2 separate regions of the Homo sapiens genome follow, and region 2 is linked to region 1. Evidence: read pairs that join two places in POLR2A ChIA-PET (ENCODE). Cell type or tissue: Panc1. All regions are shown on one strand. Each heading gives the region's core, and the rest is flanking DNA. Links, peaks and the distances in the headings are about the cores only.

The links. Peaks named below come from ENCODE experiments on the same cell type or tissue, not always from the same donor. Only the 100,000 strongest peaks of a DNase experiment are listed, where the experiment ranks them.
Region 2: POLR2A ChIA-PET joins it to region 1 with 15 read pairs; 5 of 35 experiments call an interaction of 5 or more read pairs at or near these places.

What each region holds. Positions count from the first base shown.
Region 1 is chr6:110,769,398-110,777,731 of GRCh38, forward strand. All of the region lies in intron 1 of CDK19 (cyclin dependent kinase 19), which reads right to left. Among named protein-coding and RNA genes, the nearest start is that of CDK19, 42 kb to the right of the region's middle. In Panc1, for the core only: no CTCF peak of the experiment used is centred there; no DNase peak of the experiment used is centred there.
Region 2 is chr6:110,949,221-110,957,554 of GRCh38, forward strand. No RefSeq gene overlaps it. Among named protein-coding and RNA genes, the nearest start is that of GTF3C6, 5.3 kb to the right of the region's middle. RefSeq lists a silencer at 706-1,000. In Panc1, for the core only: no CTCF peak of the experiment used is centred there; DNase peaks (open chromatin) are centred at 611, 3,291 and 3,537; H3K27ac peaks cover 703 bases.

The DNA of each region.
Region 1 (8,334 bases), core at 203-8,202:
CTACTAAAAATACAAAAATTAGCCGGGCATAGTGGTACATGCCTGTAATCCCAGCTACTAGGGAGGCTGAGGCAGGAGAATCGCTTGAACCCGGGAGCTGGAGGTTGCAATGAGCTGAGATGGCACCACTGCACTCTAGCCTGGGTGAGAGAGCAAGATTCCATCTCAAAAAAAAAAAAAAATAATAATAATAATAATAATAGGGAAAACTGGGGAGCAGGGGGTGGTATATGGGAACTCTACTTTCTACTCCAGGTTTTCTGTAAACCTAAAACTGCTCAAGAAAATAGTCAATTAATTTTTTTAATATTTTCATAACCATCCATTTAATCTCATCTTTCTCATAGAAACTGAGTTGGAGTTGGGAGCTGGGTGAGGAGTATTCCTATGTCTTGATACAGATACTCTATTGAGATTCTCAACTGGTAGCAAAATACACCACAGTCAGATTAGCTAAACAAATATAAGAATGCATAATTCAACAGTGATGAAAATGGCCAACTAGCCTGCAAATGTATGAAAGGCTTTAAATTGCTTCCAACCTATTATTGGTAAAGAGAAAATATCCTCAAAATAGCCACTGAAAAAAGTAAAATAAAGGCAAAAAGGTTTGGGAAGTAAAATTGTAGCTTACCCCAATAAATAGCCTGAAATTCACCTATCTCTTCTAGTTAAAAAAAATAGCTTCTCTGAATAGGAGGAAGTGAAAGAATAGTGAAACTTGGTTCATTGTAAAATGGTGTGCTCCTGTGTTGGGCACACAGTAGAGATTTCATAAATACATACTATCCAACTTCACATAAGGTGTATATCCTAAATATATGATATAATATGCAGCTACTTTGTATTAGTCCGTTTTCATGCTGCTGATAAAGACATACCCGAGATTGGGAAGAAAAAGAGGTTTAATTGGACTTACAGTTCCACATGGCTGGGGAGGCCTCAGAATCATAGCAGGAGGCGAAAGGCACTTCTTACATGGTGGCAGCAAGAGAAAATGAGAAGGATGCAAAAGCAGAAACCCCTGATAAAACCGTCAGATCTCATGAGACTTATTCACTACCACAAGAATAGTATGGGGGAAACTGCTCCCATGATTCAAATTGTCTCCCACTGGCTCCATCCCACAACATGTGGGAATTATGGCTGTAGAATTCAAGATGAGATTTGGGTGGGGACACAGAGCCAAACCATATCATTCCACTCCTGACCCCTCCAAATCTCATGTCCTCACATTTCAAAACCAATCATGCCTTCCCAAGAGTCCCTCAAAGTCTTAACTCATTTCAGCATTAACCCAAAAGTCCACAGTCCAAAGTCTCATCCAAGACAAGGTAAGTCCCTTCCACCTATGAGCCTGTAAAATCAAAAGCAAGCTAGTCACTTCCTAGATACAATGGGGTACAGGAATTGGGTAAATACAGGCATTCCAAAGGGAGGAACTGGCCAAAACAAACGGGTTACAGGCCCATGCAAATCCGAAACCCAGCAGAGCAGTCAAATTTTAAAGCTCCAAAATGATCTCCTTTGACTCGAGGTCTCACATCCAGGTCACACTGATGTGAGAAGTGGGTTCCCATGGTCTTGGGCAGCTCCAACCCTGTGGCTTTGCAGGGTATAGCCCCCCTCCTGGCTACTTTCACGGGCTGGTGTTGAGTGTCTGCAGCTTTTCCAGGTGCATGGTGCAAGCTGTCAGTGGATCTACCATTTTGGGGTCTGGAGGTCTTCTCACAGCTCCACTAGCCTGTGCCCCACTAGGGGCTCTGTGTGGGGGCTCCAACCCCACATTTCCCTTCTGCACTGCCCTAACAGAGGTTCTCCATGAGGGCCTCGCCCCTGCAGCAAACTTTTGCCTCAGCATCCAGCATTTCCATACATCTTCTGAAATCTAGATGGAGGTTCCCAAACCTCAGTTCTTGACTTCTGTGCACCCACAGGCTCAACACCACATGGAACCTGCCAAGGCTTGGGGCTTCCACCCTCTGAAGCAACAGCCTGAACTGCACTTTGGCCACTTTTAGTCACAGCTGGAGTGACTGGGATGCAGGGCACCAAGTCCCTAGACTTCATACAGCACAGGGACCCCTAGCCCAGCCCACAAAACCATTTTCTCCTAGGACTCCAGGCCTGTGATGGGAGAGGCTGCCTTGAAGATCTCTGACATGCTCTGGAGACACTTTCCCCATTGTCTTGGGAATTAACATTCTGCTCCTCGTTACTTATGCTAATTTTTACAGCTGGCTCCCATTTTCTGGGTTTTTCTTTTCCATAACATTGTCAGGCTGCAAATTTTCCAACCTCTTATGCTCTGCTTCCCTTGTAAAACTGAATGCCTTTAACAACATCCAAGTCACCTCTCGAATGCTTTGCTGCTTAGAAATTTCTTCCGCCAGATATCCTAAATCATCTTTCTCAAGTTCAAAGTTCCACAAATCTCTAGAGCAGGGGCAAAATGCCACCAGTCTCTTTGCTAAAACATAACAAGAGTCACCTTTGCTCCAGTTCCCAACAAGTTCCTCATCTCCATTTGAGACCACCTCAGCCTGGACCTTGTCCTTATCACTATCAGCATTTTGGGCAAAGCCACTCAACAAGTCTCTAGGAAGTTCCAAACTTTGCCACATTTTCCTATCTTCTTCTGAGCCCTTCAAACTGTTCCAACCTCTGCCAAAGTCACTTCCACATTTTCAGGTATCTTTTCAGCAGCGCCCCACTCTACTGATACCAACTTACTATATTAGTCCGTTTTCATGCTGTTAATAAAGACATACCTGAGATTGGGAAGAAAAAGAGGTTTAATTGGACTTACAGTTCCACACGGCTGGGGAGGCCTCAGTATTACAGCGGGAGGCAAAAGGCACTTCTTACATGGCGGCAGCAAGAGAAAATGAGAAGGATCCAAAAACGGAAACCCCTGATAAAACCATCAGATCTCATGAGACTTATTCACTACCATGAGAGCAGTAGGGGGGAAACCGCCCCCTTAATTCAAATTATCTCCCACCGAGTCCCTCCCACAACACGTGGGAATTATGGGAGTACAATTCAAGACGAGGAGATATGGGTGGGGACACAGAGCCAAACCATATCACACTTACTTGGTATCTAAACAACTATAATTTCCAGAAGCCCCTAAGAAAACCATTCCTCTGATTCCCATTCAGAATCTATCTAAAAACTAGTCACATTACTAACTTTATGTCTAAGAGTACATTGTTAGCTGCTATAGATCTCTTTCTAAAAATAAAAAACAAAACTGCCAAGGCAGGAGGGTTGTTTGAGGCCACAAGTTCCAGACCAGCCTGGGCAATAAAGCAAGACCCTGTCTCTACAAATAACTTAAAAAGTAGTCAGGTGTGGTGGCGTGAGCCTGTGGTCCCAGCTACTTGGGAGGCTGAAGTGGGAGGATTGCTTAGGCCTGGGAGGTCAAAGCCACAATGAGTTGTGATGGCACCACTGCACTCAAGGCTGGGAAATAGTGAGTCCCTGTCCCAAAAAAAAAAAAAAAAAGAGAGACTCATTAAGAAGGTCTCCATAGCAGGGCGTGGTGGCCAATGCCTATAATCTTAGCACTTTGGGAGGCTAAGGCGGGCAGATCGCTTGAGCCCAGGGGCTCAAGGCCAGCCTGGGCAACATGGGGAAACCCCGTCTCTTAAAAAAAAAAAAAAAAGGTCTCTATAAAAACATATTTTACAAGTGTGTGGGATGAGAACTAACTACAGGCAGATCACGAGGTCAAGAGATCAAGACCATCCTGGCCAACATGGTGAAACCCCATCTCTAATAAAAATACAAAAATTAGCTGGGCGTGATGGTGCGTGTCTGTAGTTCCAGCTACTTGGGAGGCTGAGGCAGGAGAATCACTTGAACCCAGGAGGTGGAGGTTGCAGTGAGCCAAGATCGCACCACTGCACTCCAGCCTGGCAACAGAGCAAGACTCTGTCTCAAAAAAAAAAAAAAAACAAGTTATCAAGAGACAGGTAACTAGCATATTGGAAACTAACATTTCTGGCAAATGGGACCTATAGCATGAATGCCTATCTTCCAGTCATGAGTCATGGATTAGGCTGCCCCTCTATTGTGAAGCAATTTTTCAGTAAAAGGAGCAGCATATGAATTATGACTTGGACAAGTTCCCACGAAGAAATCAGAGTAAAGCTAGGTCTGAGAAAATTACATGGTATATAGCATACATTATACTAATGCTGTTTTCCTACTCACTCCTACTATTTCTTAATGGCAAAGAAGTGAAATTTAGAGTCTTTAGTTCTATCTAAATGTTACTTTTTTTAATGAATTTTAGTAATACTGAATACAATTGTACGGGTATTATCTTGGTTTTAAATTTTATGAAAGTGAATCATTTAATGCATCATTATAAATTACTTAGTGATTACACTTGTGAAAAGCTCTCACCTGTCACATACCCACCCCAGCACACACACACAATGACACCAGAAGGCAATACTCTGCTTTACCTTCTGCTGAAAAGTCTGCTACCTCCAACGCTTGAGGTCCATACACGAAGCCCTCCTGGAATCTATGAACACAGCAGAGGCAAAAGGCAGAGAAGTTTATGTAGATTTAAAGTTACACTGCCCAAAACATAAAATGCCAAATGCCTATCACAAGTCTACATATCTGCCAAGGAACTCAGATTTTAGATTTGACAATGAGCATATCAACAATATATAGGTAACATTCACAATTAATTATATATAATGCAGCTTATTGTATGAAAAGACCAAAAGTTGAGCCTTAACTAATTATATTCTTACGAAAAGAACCAATTTATACTATTGGAAAAACTAATGCAGCAATAAAGTATGAATTTATATACACTGAAAGTAACAATTCAACTTTTTAAATTATGTGAGAGCCAATACATATGCAGTAGTCCCCCCTTATCCATGGGGAATACGTTCCAAGACCCCCAGTAGCTGCCTGAAATCTGGGATAGTACCAGACACCCTATACACACTGTTTTTTAATCTAATAACTAAAATGGCTACTAAGTGACAGGTAGTGTCTACAGCATAGATATACTGGACAAAGGGATGATTCATGTCCCCAAAGGGACAGAGGAGGACAGCGCTGGACAGCACAAGATTTCATCACACTACTCAAAATGGGTACAATTTGAAACACGAAATCTTTATTTCTGGAATTTTCCATTTAATATTTTCAGACCACAAGTCAGTAACTAAAACAGCAGAAAGCAAAACCACAGATAAAGGGACAATTATATAAAGAATATAAAACAAATTAAAGGCTGGGCACAGTGGGTCATGCCTGTAATCCCATCACTTTGGGAAGCCAAGGCCGGTGGATTGCTTGTGCTCAGGAGTTCAAGACCAGCATGGACAACAGGGCGAACCCCATCTCTACTAAAAATACAAAAACTAGCTGGACATGGCAGTGCACACCTGTAGTCCCAGCTACTTGGGAGGCTGAGGTGGGAGGATCACCTGAGTCCAGGAGGTTGGGGCTGTAGTGAGTCCTGATCACACCACTACACTCCAGCCTGGGCGACAGAGCAAGACCCTATTTCAAAAGAAATACAAAATAGGCTGGGTGCGGTGGCTCACACCTGTAATCCCAGCACTTTGGGAGGCCGAGGCAGGCAGATCACAAGGTCAAGAGATCGAGACCATCCTGGCCAACATGGTGAAACCCCATCTCTACTAAAATACAAAAATTAGCTGGGTGTGGTGGCATGCGCCTGTAGTCCCAGCTACTCGGGAGGCTGAGGCAGGAAAATTGCTTGAACCCTGGAGGCGGAGGTTGCAGTGAGCCAAGATCACACCACTGCACTCCAGCCTGGCAACAGGGTGAGAATCCATCTCAAAAAAAGAAAGAAAAGAAAAAATAAAAGAAATTAGGTGGAAAAATATACTTCACAAAATAGAGAATGGCAAATCCTGCAGCTCAAGGTACATTCTCTTCTTAGAACCAGAAATTATTGGGAATATTGGAGAAAAGCAATTAAAAACAGACCTAGAAGAGGACAACGTAAAAGAAAAAAGGAGAAAGTAGCACTGTAAAGCTATTCTAGTGGCAAAATTTAATTTAATTCTGACAGTAATGTTGAAATAAGCAAGGTACTACATATGCTAGGCAGTATGGGAGAAATCTACCTTGTTCCAATATCAAAATAAAAATAATCATGAAATATGAAAGGCTTTTCAGAAAACATTCATGTAAAAAATTAAGGATTTAATCAGGTAAAATATTTAGATCTCAGATTTTATTTCATTCTTTTCTGGTAATAGGGATAAAAGACTACAAAACATAGCTGATGTATGAGAAAAATGAATCAGATAAATTTTATCAGCTGTTAAATTTAAAAGAGAGAGGCATATTATCTTCATGGAATATTTAGAAATCTTTAAAAGTATCATCAAATAATTAGGAAAGAAGGAACAAAGTATTGTCTTAAAATCTGATGACACGTCAAGGAAAAAACAGTATTTTAAAACATTGGCCCTGAAGCCAGGTGACTTGAGTTCAAATCCAAGGTAGCTCATTTAATTGCTTTGTGACATCAGGCACTTAATCCCTCAGTATAACCAGAGTTGTTCAATGAGGACACCTTCACCATCTCTCAGATTTATACTGAATATCAGTGAAACAAGGTTTTTAAAAATGTTATAAATCACAGAGTGCTATTTTATGCAAAAATTTAAGCCAGTGCATTCTATTTAAATTAGCGACTTAACAAAAGCTGTTAACTAAGAACCAGAGAAAATAGCCAGGCGCAGTGGCTCATGCCTGTAATCCCAGCATTTTGCGAGACTGAGGCAGGTGGATCACCTGAGGTCAGGAGTTCAAGAGCAGCCTGGCCAACATGGCAAAAACCCGCCTCTACTAAAAATACAAAAATCAGCTGGGCGCAGTGGCATGCAACTGTAATCCCAGCTGCTCGAGAGGCTGAGGCAGGAGAATCGCTTGAACCTGGGAGGTGGAGGTTGCAGTGAGCCGAGATCGTGCCACTGCACTCCAGCCTGGGCAACAAGACTGAAACTCTGTCTCAAAAAAAAAAAAAAGAACCAGAGAAAAATATTCTTTGCCCAGCCAAATAATCTGGGGAGCTGTGTAAGGAAGCCTGAAGAAGCAATCAAAAGTTTGAGCTGGCCAAAAGAGCCTAGAATAGTTAGTTGTGAAAGCTAAATGGCAGCCAGAAGAGCACAGTCCCCAAGAGATGATTATATCAAATTACTAATTTAGCAATATGCCCAGCCTCAGCTGTATCTTCTCTTAATTCCCAAACAGCCTTCTAGACTGCACCCTCCTCTAAAGCAGTGCTTGTGACATTCTAAGTTAAGTGCATTTGACATACTATGTTGAAACACAGTGACTACTTGAATATTACATATAATCCTGAAAACCAAAGAGATAAATTCCCATCCATTAAAACAATAATAGCAGCAAAGCCTTACATAGAATGTTTGATGTGCCAGGCACAGTTCTAAGAGTTGTACAAGCACTAACTCATTCGGTCTTCACAACTCTGAGATAGGTACTATTATACTTTAAAGATGAAGAAATGAGACACAGGGAATTTAAGAAACTTGCCCAAAAGCAAGCAGCCAGAAGTGGCAAGTTAAACCCAGACCACTCCCAGAAACATGTTCTTCGTCACCACATCATCCAGCCTATGAAATTAAAATCATACAAACCGGCATCTATCTATATGTCAGAAGCCAAACAATTATATGTGTTCTCAAGTATTCAATCATGCTATATATTCCTCAGCATATGCAACATTTTCTCAGAAAATTCCAATTAAAATGATGTTGTATAAAATATGTAACAAAATGAGAAATGTGATATGAAACTAAAAGAATTAGAACTTTTTCAAAACAAAAGGCCTTAAAATTTAAAATCAATATATCCGAATAACAAATAATATTGGTGTAAGAGTAGCAAGACTAAGTATTTCAGTTTTTTAAACTTGCTGTCATTTGGTTACATAACTCACTCAAACATTTTGTAAACTTTAAAATCTCAATACAATAAGATACGACCTCATACCTTATGATGGTTACTATCAAAAAACTAAAAAAGGAAAAACTAAAAAATAAAATAAAATAAGAAGGGTTGGTGAGGACGTAGAAAAACTGGAATCCTTGTGTACTGTTGGCAGGAGCATAAAATGGTGCAGTTGCTATGGAAAATAGTATAGTGGTTCATCAAAAAAATTAAACAGAGAATTACCATATGATCCAGCAGTTCCACTTCTGGGTATGGAGTCAAAAGAACGAAAAGCAGGGACTCAAGGAGATACTTCTATACCCATGTTTGTAGCACCATTATTCACAGTAGTCAAAATGT
Region 2 (8,334 bases), core at 192-8,191, 180 kb after region 1:
ACTCCAGCCTGGGTGACAGAGTGAGACCCTGTCTCAAAAAAAAAAAAAAAAAAGGCATATTTTCTGTCCTCTCCTATATCAAACCTGCTGAATCAGAAACTCTGGGGGTGGGGCTTGAGCAGTCTGCATTTTAATTAGCCCTCCAGCTGATTCTGATACAGCTGAAGTTTGAGAACCAGTCGATTAACATTTAGTTTTCAATCTAAAACAGAATAAGATACATTTTTAAAAGCTCGTATTGTCCTTAAATGGAATATAAACTACTACGTAAGTGTAAAATGTTGATTTTTAAGACAAAGTGAGGTGGCACACAGTTGTAATCCCAGTGCTTTGGGAGGCTGAGGCAGGAGGATTGCTGGATCTCAGGAGCTCAAGACCAGCTTGGGCAGCATAGTGAGACTCCATCTCTACAAAAAAATTTTTTAAATTAGCCGGGCATGGTGGCATGAGCCTGTAGTCCCAGATACTGTGGAGGCTGAGGTGGGAAGATCGCTTAAGCCCTGGATATCAAGGCTGCAGTGAATTATGATAGCGTTTCTGCACTCTAGCCTGGGGGACAAAGCGACCTCCTGTCTCTAAAAAAAAAAAAATTCAAAAACAAATAAAAAAAAGAAAATGTGTTCTAAAAGAACAGGTTAAACAATTTTTAATTCATTTGTCTCCTCCTAGTGGCAGGCTTTTAAATATAGAGCACAACACTTGATTTTTCAGAAATCATATTTCTGAAATTTTTCATGATTCTTTTTTTTTTTTTTTGAGACGGAATCTCACTTTGTCGCCAGGCTGGAGTGCAGTGGTACAATCTCAGCTCACTGCCACCTCCAACTCCCTGGTTGAAGCGATTCAAAGGCTTTTACTGATATGGCAGGGTAATTTATGGAGACACTAATACCCTACATTCTCCCCCTTTATCCCTTCCAAGCAGGCAGGTAGGCAGTTTGTATTTCTTTATCTGTGATGTTTAAAAGAATGGAAAGCTGGCTGGGTGTGGTGGTTCATGCCTATAATACCAGCACTTTGGGAGGCTGAGGCAGGTGGATCACTTGAGGTCAGGCGTTCGAGACCAGCCTGGACAACATGGTGAAACGCCATCTCCACTAAAAATACAAAAAATTAGCCAGGCCTATTGGCTGATGCCTGTAATCCCAGCTACTTGGGGGGCTGAGGTAGGAGAATCACTTGAACCCAGGAGGCAGAGGTTGCAGTGAGTTGAGATTGTGCCATTGCACTCCAGCCTGGGTAACAGAGCAAGACTCTGTCTCTAAATAAATAAATAAATAAATAAATATTAAAAAAAAAAAACTGAAGAATTAGCCAGGCATGGTGATGCATGCCTGTAGTCCCAGCTACTAAGGAGCCTGAGACAGAAGGATTGCTTGAGCCCAGGAGTTCCAGTGAGCTGTGATCACCCCACTGCACTACAGCCTGGGCAACAGAGCAAGACCCTGTATCTAAAACAAAAAATAAAAACTACAGGAGGAGATGGAGATTTCCTTAGGCTGGGAAAGGACTGGTGTGTCTCTTCTCTCCCAGCAGTGTCCTGAAGTAGTGCCAAGACCTAAGAGGCTAGCCTCAGAAAGGCCTGCTCTAAACTTCAGGGTTTCCAAACAGCAGGGATTCCCATGCTTTACTGAAACATAGTGCCTGAAATTGAAGGGTCTGTGTGGCTTCAAGAACCATGGGAATCTCAGTAGTAACCAATATGGATTAAAGACTGGAGAGGCCTCTTCAAATACTATGCCTGATCTGGGAGTGTAAAGGAGAGGAAATTGAGATTAAATTTTCCTGCCAGCTTGATGTGACAGGGGCTCAGAGTCAAGCTTAATTTAAGGAAAATAAGGAAACACGGTTTTTCTTAAATATCAAAGTTTGTGGTTGCAGTTCACACCCCAGGAAATACAGTGAAAAACAAAGCAGAAAGAGATGAAGAACATAGCAATAGATGTGTTTACAGAACAAGGGTTATTGATCCTAATGTCATTAAAGTCTTACCATAGAATGATGTGGCTGACCCAGTTTAATCAGGTGTGCAGCTCCCTAGCTCTTTAACTCCTCTTCAACTCTATTAAGGCTGGATGCTCAATCTCATTCTGTTGACTCTTAACTAGCCTGATGCAGAGGTTGGCATCTCTACCTGCTTTCCCAGAAAAGACAATAGAGTGTAGTAAGTCAGATAAGTTTCCTAATTTTCTTTCTTTCTTTTTTGAGACGGAATCTCGCTCTGTCGCCAGGCTGGACTGCAGTGGCATGATCTTGGCTCACTGCAACCTCCGCCTCCTGGGTTCAAGTGATTCTCCTGCCTCAGCCTCCCGGCTGGGACTACAGGCGCATGCCACAACGCCCAGCTAATTTTTGCTTTTTTTTTTTTTTTTTTTTGAGATGGAGTCTTGCTCTGTCACCCAGGCTGGAGTGCAGTGGCACGATCTCGGCTCACTACAAGCTCCGCCTCCCGGGTTCATGCCATTCTCCTGCCTCAGCTGGGACTACAGGCATCCACCACCATGCCCGGCTAATTTTTTATATTTTTAGTAGAGACAGGGTTTCACCATGTTAGCCAGGATGGTCTTGATCTCCTGACCTCATGATCTGCCCGCCTCAGCCTCCCAAAGTGCTGGGATTACAGGCGTGAGCCACCGTGCCCAGCCTAATTTTTGTATTTTTAGTAGAGATGGGGTTTCACCATGTTGGCCAGGAAGGTCTCGATCTCTTGACCTTGTGATCCACCCGCCTCGGCCTCCCAAAGTGCTGGAATTACAAGTGTGAGCCATCGCTCCCGGCCAAGTTTCCTAATTTTCTAAGTGTCAGTTTCCCAAAGTGTAAAATGGAAGTTAGACTAATGAGGGCTGATATTTAGCTTGTATGCACTGATTAAAAACATACCAGTTGTTAAATTAGAGACATTTTTCCCGTATCAGCCAGTAACAAGCAACCACCGCAAGCCTTTAGCTCACTCCAGGCCTCCCCATGATCCAACTTTCCCAGGACCCTACCCCAGCATGGCTGAGTCGTTGTGCCCTGCTAGTTAATTGTTAAATAATCTTGATAATTCATTAAATGTCATTCTTGATAATAGTTATCTTTTGAGACTATCATGAGGCTGATAACCTATATGTCACACTTGGTAGTTTACTTTTAAAGTAAACTGGCTTCCAAATTAACTTGCCTTGGGGAGGTCTTGTGACTCATGGCAACATCCTATCCCTGAGTAAAGAATCTGTGCGCTCTTCAAATTGTTGACATACTGATTAATGCATAACTTACTGACAATGGAAAGGACACTGACTTCTGATCATGAAGTTTTACTGATTGTCTTGCACACAGACATTTTATCCTGCATGTTGCAATCTGTAGCCAATGACTGTAACTTCTGTACTGTCTGTACGCTCCAATAACTTTGGTATAAGGAGTACTCCTCCCTTCTCCTTCCCTCCCTCTCCTTCTCCTCCCTTCTCCTAAAAAAGGCCGTCCTTTTAAAAGCCTGTTCCAGTAACTTGTAACAGACTCCAGAACACTCCTAACTCTGGTTGGTGTGTCTTCCCAGTTCAATCCTCACATTTGGCTTCCAATAAATGTTTTTCAAATTATTTCTGCCTCAGCAGCCTTAGTTTCAGTAGACAAGGCTTAAAGTGGGTTCAGTTAAAGCAAACTAATAACACTTGACCCTTTCCAACTTTTCTTCCTCTCAGCCATGGGTCCTTAAGCCATCTTTTTTGGATCCAGAGCCAAATTATATTTCTATGCAGCCACCATGGTTCTAGCCCTTATCTAGCTTTCAAAGATTTTTCCTTGATCGCCCCAAGCAAATTTCCTCTGCTCTGTTCAGTTTAAAAGTGTTTCTATTCTTTTTTTAAACAAAAAACAAAAGGAAAAAAACAGCTTTATCAAGATATAATTCATATACCATAAAAATCACCCTTTAAAAATATACAGTTGGTTTTTTTTTTTTTTTTTGGTACATTAACAGAACTGTGCAACCATTGCCATTAATTTCAGAACATTTTCATCACCCAAAAAGAAACTCCTGGCTGCTCTGCCTATGGAGTAGCCCTTCTTTATTCCTTTACTTTCTTAATAAACTTGCTTTCACTTTTCTCAATGGACTCTCCCCAACTTCTTTCTTGTGTGAGGTCCAACAACCCTCTCTTGGGGTCTGGATCAGGACCCCTTTCCAGTAACATCTTCCTGGCAAACCATGAAGCAACTAAACTGAGGAGACTCCCAACCCAAAGGAAATAGACCGAAGCACCACAATTGGCTGACTTTGGAATCAAGAAAACTTTTCCTTTGAGCTATTTATAGCTTTTAAAAATTGAGTAAAGTATATTCCTGTGAACAAACTTTGGAGCATATTAGTCTCTCTCTACCTGTTTTCTCTAGAATTTGGAAACTATATCACCTTTTGTCAGAACTCAAGAGTTATGAGTGGCCCTCACCATACTGATGCTTTCTGACTAAGCTCCTCTCTACTCTGAATACAAGAGCCCCTCATAGTTAGGCAGGAATATAATTGCCCCTATTCATCCTGAAAAAGTGACAGAAAATGGATCTTCATCCCTCTACAACCCTTAGGATTAAGGGTTCCCTTGTAAAAGGGTGGGGGAATATGTCAGAGGCGTTTGAACTAGAGCAACTCCATCTTTAATAGGGGCTGGGTAAAATAAGACTGAGACCTACTGGGCTGCATTCCCATGAGGTTAGGCATTCTAAGTCACAGGATGAGATAGGAGGTCAGCACGAGATACAGGTCATAAAGACCTTGTGGATAAAACAAGATGAAGTAAAGAAGCTGGCCAAAACCCACCAAAACCAAGATGGTGACGAGAGTGACCTCTGGTCATCCTCATTGTTCATTATATGCTAATTATAATGCATTAGCATGCTAAAAGACAGTCCCACCAGCGCCATGACAGTTTACAGATCCCATGGCAATGTCCAGAAATTACCCTATATGGTCTAAGTCGGGGAGGAACCCTCAGTTCTGCGAATTGCCCACCCCTTTCCTGGAAAACTCATAAATAACCCACCCCTTGTTTAGCATATAATCAAAAATGAACTTAATTAAGTATTATCAGTAGAGCAGCCCAAACTGCTGCTCTGCCTATGGAGTAGCCATTCCTTTATTCCTTTACTTTCTTTTTTTTGAGACGGAGTTTCACTCTTGTCGCCCGGGCTGGAGTGCAGGGGCACGATCTTGGCTCACCACAACCTCCGCCTCTTGTGTTCAAGCGATTCTCCCACCTCAGTCTCCCAAGTAGCTGGGATTACAGGCACCCGCCACCACACCCAGCTAATTTTTGTATTTTTAGTGGAGACAGGGTTTTGCCATGTTGGCCAGCTGGTCTCGAACTCCTAACCTCAGGTGATCCACCTGCCTCGGCCTCCCAAAGTACTGGGATTACAGGCATGAGCCACCACACCCGGCTCCTTTACTTTCTTAATAAACTTGCTTTTACTTAAAAAAAAAAAAAAAAAAAGGAACTCCTCATCCAGTAGCAGTCGCTCCTCATTCCACCATCCTCCCAAGCCCCTGGCAACCACTAATCTCTCTCTCTCTTTAAAGATAGAGATGGGATCTCTCTATGTTGCCCAGGCTGGTCTCAAACTCCTGGCCTCAAGGGATACTCCTACCTTGGACTCCCAAAGAGCTGGGATTATAGGTGTGAGCCACCACGCCCAACCTACTATCTCTCTTTATAGGCTTGCCTATTCTGGACATTTCATATAAATGGAACCATTCAGTATGTGGTCCTCTGTGTCTTGACTTCTTTCACTTGGCACAATGTTTTCTCTTTTTTGAGACAGGGTCTTACTCTGTCACCCAGGCTGGAGTACAGTAAGTGGCATGATTGCAGCTCATTGCAGCTTCGAGATCCTGGGCTCAAGCGAGCCTCCCACCTCAGCACCCCCAAGAACCTGAAACTAAACACATGCGCCACCATACCTGGGTAATTTTTAAAATTTTTTGTAGAGACGAGATCTCACTACATGGCCCAGTCTGGTCTCAAACTCCTGGGCTTAAGCAGTCCTCCCGCCTCAGCCTCCCAAAGTTCTGGGATTACAGGCCTGAGCCACTGCACCCCGCTCCTTTTAATCTTTTTAGGAATTCTAAGTCATTGAGAGTAGACTGTATTAAGAATGGAGTCCCACTGTTAGATTGTGGAAATTCCTCCCAGTCACCAAAAGGCTTGTCTCCTTTCAAAGCTGATGCTGACGGGTGCCTATGGATGCTTATGGATGCTTATTGTGCCTAATAAGCTCCTGTTTTGAGCTGAGAGATGTTTCAAACTTTAAGCTTATTTTCACAGGGTACAAGCTCTAGATCATGGAGTCATTACTATGATGTCCTCCTTCCTTCCAAGGGAATGGTTTTCCAGTCTGCAAGCCACATTATAATATTAAAATTATTGGCTGGGCATGGTGGCTCACACCTGTAATCCCAGCACTTTGGGAGGCTGAGGCAGGTGGATCACCTGAGGTCAGGAGTTCAAGACCAGCCTGGCCAATATGGTGAAACTCTGTCTCTACTAAAAACACAAAAATTAGCTGGGCATAGTGGCAGGCGCCTGTAGTCCCAGCTACTTGGGAGGCTGAGGCAAGAGAACTGCTTGAACCCAGGAGGCAGAGGTTGCAGGGAGCTGAGACGGTGCCACTGCACTCCAGCCTGGGCGACAGAATGAGACTGTCTCAAAAAAAAAATTAAAATTAAAAATAAAAATTATTTCACAGATTTTATATACACGTGTTTTTGTAAACACACAGAATATCTTTGAAAGGATATAAAAGAAACTGGTACAAATGGTTGGGGGACAGGTGTAGAAGGCTCACTTTCTGGCTGGGCGCGGTGGCTCACACTTTGGGAGGCCAAGGCAGGTGGATCACTTGAGGTCAGGAGTTCAAGGCCAGCCTAGCCAACATGGTGAAACCTGTCTCTACTAAAAATACAAAAATTAGCCCGGTGTGGTATCGTACACCTGTAATCCCAGCTACTAGGGAGGCTCAGACACAAGAATTGCTTAAACCCAGGGGGCAGAGATTGCAGTGGGTCAAGATCACGGCACTGCACTCCAGCCTGGGCGACAGAGCCAGACTCCGTCTCAAAAAAAAAAAAAAAAAGGAAAAAAAAAAGCTCCCTTTTAACTGTGTATTCTTTTGTAAATCATTAAAAGTAAATAAAAATAATTACTTCATAAATACCAAACAATAACTTTTGCTAGAAGTATGAGGCTTGTTTATTTTAAAGGGACATCTTGAGTTATAACACACTAACCTTTCAAAACACACATATTTTCATTCCTCAAGCCTTTGTTTCTGCTGTTCCCTCAGCTTGGATTATCCACTCCTCCTTACTCTCCCCACATCTCCCTCAAAATCTGACAATTTATGTAATTTTTCAGTTTACCAAGTATTTTTAGATATACGATTGAATTTTTGCTTTCCAAGCAAAAAAGACACAGTAAGTATTATTATTATTTTTTGAGACGGAGTCTTGCTCTGTCGGCCAGGCTGGAGTGCAGTGGCACAATCTTGGCTCACTGCAAGCTCCGCCTCCCGGGTTCACGCCATTCTCCTGCCTCAGCCTCCGGAGTAGCTGGGACTACAGGTGCACACCACCATGCCCAGCTAATTTTTTTGTGTTTTTAGTAGGGACAGGGTTTCATCGTGTTAGCCAGAATGGTCTCAATCTCCTGACCTTGTGATCCGCCCGCCTCAGCATCCTAAAGTGCTGGGATTACAGGCTTGAGACACCGCACCCGGTGTTAAGTATAATTATTTTCATCCTCATATAATAAATAAGAAAACTGAGGTTGGAAAACTTCACAATTATTAAGCTTCAGAGCTAGAATTGAAATGTACTTCTAACAGGTCCAGTGTTCCTTCTACTTTTTTAAGCTATGAAATCCTATACATTTAATTAGGCAACTGGACAAAAATATACACAAAAGAGTGTTATTTACAATATCCACAAATTGTAAATAACCTATGTGTTAAAAAATAGAGGATCAAGTTATGGCACACTCATACAACCATTATGTAAAGACAGGCGCTGTGGCGTGCACCTGTAGTCCCAGTTACTCAGGAAGCAGAGGTAGGAGGCTCCCTTTGAGCCCAGGAGTTTGAGGGTACAGGGAGCTACGATGGCGCCACTGCACTCCAGGCTGGGCGACAGAGCCAGACCCTGTCACAAAAAAGAAAGGAAAGAAAGAGAGAAAGAAAGAAACAAACAATGAATAAAAGAAAGAGAGAAAGAGCATCATACTAAAAAATTTATATATTACTACTAATAATAGATTAAATGCACTTTAAATGCTTACTATGTGCTGAATACTGGGCTAA